2 separate regions of the Homo sapiens genome follow, and region 2 is linked to region 1. The links are chromatin contacts, found by Hi-C in ENCODE. All regions are on one chromosome and are shown on one strand. The core of a region is the stretch at or near the end of the contact, and the rest is flanking DNA. Distances in the headings are between cores, read along the strand shown.

What was found. Hi-C counts contacts between places; a loop is a spot of excess contacts on that map. Pooled maps may share reads with other maps.
Region 2: a loop to region 1 is called in a map with no recorded cell type, with 2.4 times the contacts of the local background. The contact joins the promoter of ABCB11 here to the enhancer-like site in region 1. A Hi-C loop is called at or near these places in 2 of 37 single-sample maps with no recorded cell type and 6 of 50 pooled maps.

The regions. Positions count from the first base shown.
Region 1 is chr2:168,488,171-168,492,461 of GRCh38, reverse strand. The region is part of intron 1 of CERS6 (ceramide synthase 6); the gene reads right to left. Among named protein-coding and RNA genes, the nearest start is that of CERS6, 34 kb to the right of the region's middle. RefSeq lists an enhancer at 1,887-2,276. Within about 2 kb of position 1,826, at least 9 of the 41 ENCODE cell types and tissues checked have a DNase peak (open chromatin) inside an H3K27ac peak, as active enhancers do.
Region 2 is chr2:169,028,136-169,032,904 of GRCh38, reverse strand. ABCB11 (ATP binding cassette subfamily B member 11) reads left to right here and starts at 1,581. Exons shown (of 28, transcript NM_003742.4): 1 at 1,581-1,680.

The DNA.
Region 1 (4,291 bases), core at 577-3,076:
CCCATCAAAAAGTGGGCAAAGGATATGAACAGACACTTCTCAAAAGAAGACATTTATGTGGCCAACAAACATGAAAAAGAGCTCATCATCACTAGTCATTAGAGAAATGCAAATCAAAACCACAATGAGATACCATCTCACACCAGTTAGAATGGTGATCATTAAAAAGTCAGGAAACGACAGATGCTGGAGAGGATGTGGACGAATAGGAATGCTTTTACGCTGTTGGTGGGAATGTAAATTAGTTCAGCCATTGTGGAAGACAGTGTGGCAATTCCTCAAGGATCTAGAACTAGAAATACCATTTGACCCAGCAATCCCATTACTGGGTATATACCCAAAGGATTATAAATCATTCTACTGTCAAGACACATGCACACGTATGTTTACTGCGGCACTGTTCACAATAGCAAAGACTTGGAACCAACCCAAATGCCCATCAATGATAGACTGGATAAAGAAAATGTGGCACATATACACCATGGAATACTATGCAGCCATAAAAAAGGATAAGTTCATGTCCTTTGTAGGGACATGGATGAAGCTGGAAACCATTATTGTCAGCAAACTAACACAGGAACAGAAAACCAAACACCACATGTTCTCACTCGTAAGTGGCAGCTGAACAATGAGAACACATGGACACAGGGAGGGAAACACACACTGGGCCTGTTGGGGGGTGAGGGGCTAGGGGAGGCGATAGCATTAGGAGAAATACCTAATGAGTTGATGGGTGCAGCAAACCACCATGGCACGTGTATACCTATGTAACAAACCTACACGTTCTGCACATGTATCCCAGAGCTTAAAGTATAATTTTTAAAAAAAAGAGAAGCTAGAAAACTTGAACACTATTAACCATAGTTCCATAGTTAACCCTAAGGAGTCAGTTTCTACTTTCTTACTGTGTCTACTTTCCTATTGTTTAAAGTATTTACAATAAGCATTTATCACTTTCATTATTGAAAAAAAAACAAAGATTAGAAAAGAACAAATAGCACAGAAAATATACTAATATGATAAGTGGCAGGATTACAGTTGTTTTGCTGACTCCTAAATATAAAGTCAAATATAAAGAAGCCAAGACTGTCACTTGGAAATGATTAAGTTCAAAGTAAAAACTAAGACTGCTTTTAATGAAAAACAGCCAAACATGGGCGCAAAGCCCTATATGAACAAAGGAAGAAGCACTCCTTAGTTTTAAGTATTTTTAACCTAATCCTCTTTCCTTCCTCATATTCTTCTTTTGCAGATGTGGTAACCCTGTTTTCTTTCAAACAGTCATTTGGAAAGAGAAGCTGACAATGGCAGTTTGCTGGAGCCAGGTCACAGACTCCATCCTCAGCGTGACTGTCAACTGCCTGCAGACAATGAGGCTCTTCCCTCACCTCTTTGGCACTCCTTGCTTCTAGGCTTCCCAGTTCTTTTGGGACTTTCGTTTTTCCCCTCAGAAAATGTTACCTGCCTCCCCAAAGTATGAATACAAAGTACATCTCACAAAACAGTGAAAAGAAGAAAATTGCTGTTTTAAGTTAGCCCGATGTCAAAGTGTCACTTGGTAGCAAAATATGGATCTTCTTTGCAAACTCTGCGGGGAAGGTCTGTTGACATTATACACACTATCATCATATATTCTCTCCTTTGAGGTATAGACGTACTTTGTAAAGCAGAAACAAAAGAAAAGCAGGGAGCCCCAGTTCCTCTCTGATAGTAAGCCCAGTAGAGCCTCTCTCTCTCTCTCGCTTTTTAAAACTAAAAGCTCTGGCCACAAAAAGAGCTGAGTGCCTGGGACAGAGATGAGCAACAAAGGGAAGTATGGGTTGTGACCTGAGTGAGAAAAGTCATATCCTGTAAACTTAGCAGAAGCATGTGCTCGATACTCAACAGCTACCAAAATAATACAAAGAGCAACAACTGAGGACTGAAATGTTAACAAGGTGAATTCTGGAGGAGTCAAATGTAAAGAAATGATCTACAAGGAGATGAGTTTCCAGTTTTGTTTTGTTTGGTTTTGTTTTTTCTTTTATTCTGGCAGCTATGTCCTGGAGCAGGACCCAGTCACAGAGCCCCACTATACAGCAGAGCAGCAGGACAGCAGCCTGAGCCACTCATACTCCAGGAAACCCAGTCTTTATGACCACAGGAACCTGGAAAAGGAGCCCTCACAGGCCAAAGAGGATGGGGGAATCACGGAGAGAAAGAAAATGGAGAAGCGAATCCCCTAATTCTGAACATGAATCAGCACAATTCCTGGCTTCACCCTAAGCTGTGCATGCATGACACAGATCTAGAACAGTATAGCAACAGCTATAAGAACTGAACTAAGTCTAGAAACCACTGCCCCTGAGAGGCACACACGGGACAGACCCAGAGTTGCATCACAAAGGCTTTGAAACCTGAACTGAGATTAGTACCACTTGCCACAAGAAGGTGAGACAGAAATATAACCTGAATCTAGCTGGGTTTATTGCCTGCTAAAAGAAATTTTAAAAGATCAACATTATTTAGAAGATTAGAACAGGACCCAGAATCTATACCACATAACATACACAATGTCCAGGATACAATCCAACATCATTCCACATACGAAGAACTAGGAAAATATGATCAGTTCTTAGGGAAAAAAGCAATCAGATTCCAACTCTGAGAAACCCAAAGGACAAATATTATAAATATCCTCCATGGTGATATGGAATGAATGGAAAGACAGAAGTTCTCAACAGAAAAATTAAAACTAGAAAAACAAGTGCATATTGTGGAAATAAAAATATAATATCTGAAATAAATTCATGGGATAGCTCAAGTCAAAATATATATATAACCGAAGAAAGAGTAAGTGAACTTGAAGAGTCAGTGAAATGATCCAATATGAGGAACAAAGAAAAAAAAATTTGTTGAGACAAATGAGCTGAGCCTCAAAGACCTGCAGGAAAATATCACAAAGTTCTAGCATTCATGTCACTGGTTTTCCAGAAAAAAAAAAAAAAAAATTGGTGGAGAAACTATTTGAAGAAATAATAGCCCAAAACTTCCCACTCATTAAAAGACACAAATTTACAAATGCAAGAAGTTCACAAACCCCAAACAGAATAAGCTCAAAAATAGTCACACTTAGTCAACTGCTTAAAAGCAAAAATAAAGTATTCACAATGGCTAAAGTTACACATTATTACAGAGGAAGAATGGTTTGAATTACTGAAAACTTCACATCATAAACCAAGCAGGCAAGAAATCAATAGAAAAACATCTTTAAAATGCTGAAGGAAAAAAATCCACCAACCTAAAATTCCATATCCATCAATAACATCCTTCAGGAAAGAAAGCTAAATAATGGTATTTTTAGATGGAGGAAAATTAAAAGTATTCATTTTCAGCAGACTTGCTCTACAAAAAGCTAAGGAGCGTGCTTCAGGCTTAAGGGAAATAACCTCAGAAAGAAATTGGAATCTTCACAAAAAACAGAAATAATAAATATCTCGGTAAATATAGAAGACTACTTTCCCTTAAGTTCTTTAAAATTTATATGATTGCTGAAAGCAAAATGTGTAACACTGGTGGGGTTTCAATGTATGTAGATGTAATATACATCATGATTATAACCTACAGGTAAGTGGGGAAGGATAAAGGAAACTCTATCATAAAGAGTCTACATTTTACTTAAAGAATATAACATTAACTCTTGAGTAGAGTGTGAAAGTTTTGGTGTATTATATTATAACTCCCAGAGCATTCACCAAAAAAAAATTTTTTTAAAGATAGCAAAATAGCTAATATGGAATATTAAGAGGGAATGCTAAAAAGATTCAAATAACCCAAAAGACAGAAAAAGGGGGAAGAAACAAATAACTGAGGGAATACACGGAAAACAAATAACAAAATGGTGTGTCTAAATCCAATCATGTCACTAACTATATTAAACAAAAATGATCTAAACACACCCATGAAAAAAGATTTTTCAAAATTACAAGAACCAACTATATGCTGCCTACAAGAAACCCATTTTAAATACAAGTCCTACACAGATTAAAAGTAAAGGATGAAGAAACTACGTCATATAATAATCAAAATAAATCTATTAATACATTAATATATAGATTGGCTATATTAATTTCATCCAAAATCCTATTCTTGTTTTTCCCAATTTTTCATTCCTCTATGCTAACATATTTATACATAGTGGCTATTCCTTCTTTACTCAGAAAAACATTACCAGAGTATTAAGCTGTGTTCATCAACAATTTATAAAATATATCAACATATCCCTTCACTTTATGAACTTACCATCTAAGAC
Region 2 (4,769 bases), core at 332-2,831, 540 kb before region 1:
TTCTAGCTCTAAAACTCTATGCTTTTATCTTCCCTTGGATCTTCATGGCACCAGAAGGAAAGTCTTAGGACCCTTGGACCTGTGAGCAGATCAGCTATAGTCCTGAGTTGACAAATTTCTCTTGGCATTTTTACCCTTTGACTGCTGTCAATAACTTCAGCACAGCAAAGGTAGCAAAATTCTATTGGGAATCTTTTCCCAATCAAAGCTACAGCCCCATAGCTGTGTTGCCTTTTTGGTTTTGTGTGAAGCAAAATTTTTTTCCTGGGTCCTAATTGGTGCCAAATCCAATATTACTACATTTGCGTCAACTCAGAAGTCAACCCATTCAGTTTGCATAGAGGAAACATCTAGAAATCTTGCTTTTCTTTGCTGACCTTGATATATTTGAGATTTGAACATATAATAACATATAAAATTATATGTTATAATTTTGGGTTTTATGGGCTAAGTCATAAACCATCTTATACATAAATTCCAATAGAGAAAAAATGGTGGATGCTGAATTTTAATAAAAAATTTATGACAGAGAAACCTAAAATTGAGAAAATTTGATCTTACAGTTTAATTTCTGCAAATTAAGAAGCACTGGCCCATCAATTGCATTTCAGAGCACAGAGTGGAAGAAGGTTAGCACAGACTGGCATGTGGCTTCACATCTACTAGTTGTTACACCTTAGGAGGATTATTTAACCTCTCTGTGCTTCAGTTTCCCCAACTATAAAATAGAAATGACATGATAGCACCCAACTCCTAGGGCTGTTGAGAGGCCCAAATGAGGTGATACAAATAACATTTTTGAAGTGGGCCAGGCACCCAACCAAGTCTTGACCAATGTTGCCTATTATTATTCATTGCTGAAGGCTGGAGTGAGAGGCATTTAGGGAAAAGTAAGCTCAGGCAAAGGAGAAAAAATAAGAACATTGTAGGAAAAATGGAAAGATTCACAAGAAGGGAGAGGAAGAGGCAGCACAAATATATTGGAGGAGCTCCACATGCTTATTTGACTCAAGACCTGTTCATTTGAACCTTTAGAAAATCGTTCATCTTTGCTTATACAGAGCTTCATCTGGTGTGTCCATGCCAGGGTGCAAGAGTTGTCTGTGCACTCAGACTTTTGAGCAAGGCTGTTTCAAATGTTCTTTTAGGGTATTTGTCTCCACAAAACTCTATAGCTGGGCCAGGAGCATCTGGATCCTGCAACCAGGGATTTTCCAAGAGCAATCTTTTATATTGAGGGGGAAAGTTTAAAGGTATTTTTTTTTTTTGTCTTGTTATGTTTTTAAGTAACTTTTCACAACTACAGGCCTGTAAAAAATAAGGGTTGGGATAGCCTGAATTCCAGGGCTCTTGCTGGGCCCACTCTGCTCAATTTGCCTCTCGTTCCAAGGTGAATCAGCAATTTCCAAGGCCTGTTGACACCCTCAGAGGGTTTCCCAAGCACACTCTGTGTTTGGGGTTATTGCTCTGAGTATGTTTCTCGTATGTCACTGAACTGTGCTTGGGCTGCCCTTAGGGACATTGATCCTTAGGCAAATAGATAATGTTCTTGAAAAAGTTTGAATTCTGTTCAGTGCTTTAGAATGATGAAAACCGAGGTTGGAAAAGGTTGTGAAACCTTTTAACTCTCCACAGTGGAGTCCATTATTTCCTCTGGCTTCCTCAAATTCATATTCACAGGTAAGTAACTTATACTTGTCTCTGCAAATCCATTCCCTCTTCCCTTTAACTCTTACTTTGTGGAGTGGAGTGTTTCTGGTTTATTAAACATTGGTCTCTTGTCCAGTGTAAACAACGCTACAATACTTGGATAGAAACTTACAGGATGCATTAATGATTTCACAACATTGTATACAATACAGATGACTCTTGGTTGCTGTCTTCTTTATAGCAATGCTATTTCATGTATCAATCTCTTAGAGAGAGAGAGAGTGGTGTACATGGGTGTGTGGTACAAATGGCCGAATAGATTGAATAATCTGCTCAAAGTAAAAATACCAGTGGGCTTCTTTTTTAACTTGGCTTTGTGAAAGCACAATTCTGTTTGCTCTGATAATCACAGATTCAATGATCACAAATTCTACCCTTGAAAGCTGGTTTAATGCAGAACTACACCGACTTTATCTTTTCTCCAACACCGTACTCATTTCTTCATTGTCCCGGTTTTCAAAAATATAGATGCAAAAAAAAATGAGCTGTGGATGCATGTTTAGAGGGGAGAAAGTTTGTTTCTAGGATCTAATTTCAGTTTTTAGGTCACCCAAGCCAGTGGGAGTCACATATTGCTAATGGCTTGAGCACAGAGATCAAATATTATTCACACTTCAGACTGGGAATAAAAGACAGTATTTGTCAACATTTTGAGGGGGAATAGCTTTTTAGAGATGTTAGAGACAAATTATAGTGGTTATACCTAAAACTTTTTAATATTAGGAGTTAGTAGTGGTTTTTATTAAACATTTGAAGTGATAACTTATTTATGAGCTGTTGTTTAATAGAAGTTCTTTTCTGTGGGCAACCTCGTCCCCTCACTGCTCACCCCCCTCACCTTGGTTCCCCCTGCTGTGCTCTGTAACACTGTGATTGTCTCTGGTTGAAGCCTCCATTTCCCTGTCTAGGAGCTTCTGTTTACACTCCACCCCACTCTAGATTGCAAGCCCCTTGAATAATTTTTGTTTCCTAGTACCAAGAATAATGGTGACAAATATTAGGGGATGACTCCTAAAAATGGATTAAGAAGCTATTTAGGGGGAAAATGCCCATTTTGTGGTTTTAAAAGATGCTACAATTGCCATAAAATGCCCAAGTTTCATTGCAGAAATCAAATACTGGAGTTGTGTTTTGCTTGGTCAAGAGGAAAGAACTGGCCGGGCGCGGTGGCTCACGCCTGTAATCTCAGCACTTTGGGAGGCCGAGGCGGGTGGATCATGAGGTCAAGAGATCGAGACCATCCTGGCTAACACGGTGAAACCCCGTCTCTACTAAAAATACAAAAAATTAGCCGGGCGCGGTGGCGGGCGCCTGTAGTCCCAGCTACTCGGGAGGCTGAGGCAGGAGAATGGCGTGAACCCGGGAAGCGGAGCTTGCAGTGAGCCGAGATTGCGCCACTGCAGTCCGCAGTCCGGCCTGGGCGACAGAGCGAGACTCCTCTCAAAAAAAAAAAAAAAAAAAAAAAAAAAAGAGGAAAGAACTGTACATTTAGAGACAAAGAATCGCTGTGGCAGTTAACTTTGGTGTTACATTCTGTTTTCTTCCTAAGCAATTCTTTAGTCCTCTACCTCAACGGTGCCTCTGAAGAAAGGACTTACGTGGCCAATGGGATCACCGTGTATTTATTTCCCTTCCCTATCAGCCATAGCCCTCAGGGCTGGAAGGGCCTCATTTTAGTCTATTCCCAGACTGGGTCACCCACAGTGTTGACACACAGCATCAACCGACAGTGAGCTTATCTGGAAAATAATGCCTTTCTATTTTCTTTGTTTCTTAGCATATATTAAATGTTTCTTTCCTTCTCTAATAATCTTTTAGATAAAGAAATCATTTGCTGAGCTGATAATAACAAAAGTATCCTACCTACATTTTTAAATGTCAGCAGTGAAAGACGTTTTAAGGGCTTTAAAAAAAAAAAAAAGAAAGAAAAGAAAACTGTAGTTTAGAAAGGACATCCAAATTGAAGAGGAGCAGGGGCAGTTCTGTTCTCTCTGAGCAGCTCTGTGAAGGGGGAGTTTGTGGCGCTGGGGTCTTGAAAGTCTTTACAGAGGGCAAGACTTCACAAGAGAAAAGCCGTGGAGGGACCCTCACATGATCAGAATATTCACAGTGTGATGTGGGGCATGGTGGGGGCGGGTGCTCTCCACTCCCGGGCCTGGCTTGGTTCCCCTCACTGTCCTCAGCTCCTCAATGGCTTTGAGGACATTTAGATTCTTCTTACCATCTTGGCCTGAATGTGGAAAAAGCTCTTTTTCCTTAATTAAGTCTAGAAAAGGTCAACATGTTTCAAAAAATAGCATTTGGGTGGAAATTAAATGGAAAGTGGAACAAATCTCTGCAGAGAAAATGCAAAACCCTAGAACACAGACAGAGCCATCTCTGCCTCTTGGTCTGGTGGGATCTCTATTCTTCTCAAACCCATTTCCTAACCTCTGTGGGTGTGGGCTCCAAGTCCCAAGCCTTATCAGGGTAACTTTTTTTAAGTATAAATTTGATCATATCCTTTCTTGCCTAAAAGACTTCATTAGCTTCCCATGGCCTTTAGGATAAGGTCCCAAGTTCTCAGTGGTAAGGATCATGAGGCCCTGAAGGATCAACCAGCCACATCCTCCCGAGTTGCCCATCCGCCTCCCTGAGATTCACTGGGCTCCTTCAGCCTTGGACCCGGCTGCCCTGTCTCTTGCATCTGGGCCTTTGCATGTGTCCTTCCCTGCCTGGACTGCTCTTCCCTCTCCTCTTCCCATGGAAAACTTGCTCTCATCTTCAACATCTCATGCTAAGCACTTGCTCCAGAGCCTTCTCCAGCTCTCTAGACAAGGCAGCTCCTCTGCATCAGGGCCCAGGAGATGCCTGTATTTCCCCTTTCCTCACTGCCATCCTGCTTGACGCCTAATTTCCCAGATAATGTCTGCCTTCCCTGCCACATTGTAAGTTCCATGAGGGTAGGGCTGGCTGGAGGGCTGGTGCTCCACACAATTTTTAGGGTAGGTAAATCAGGTCCTCAGAGATTTCTTCCTGGGCCTCAGGCTGCCCTGAACTGATCTCACAGTACAGGGATT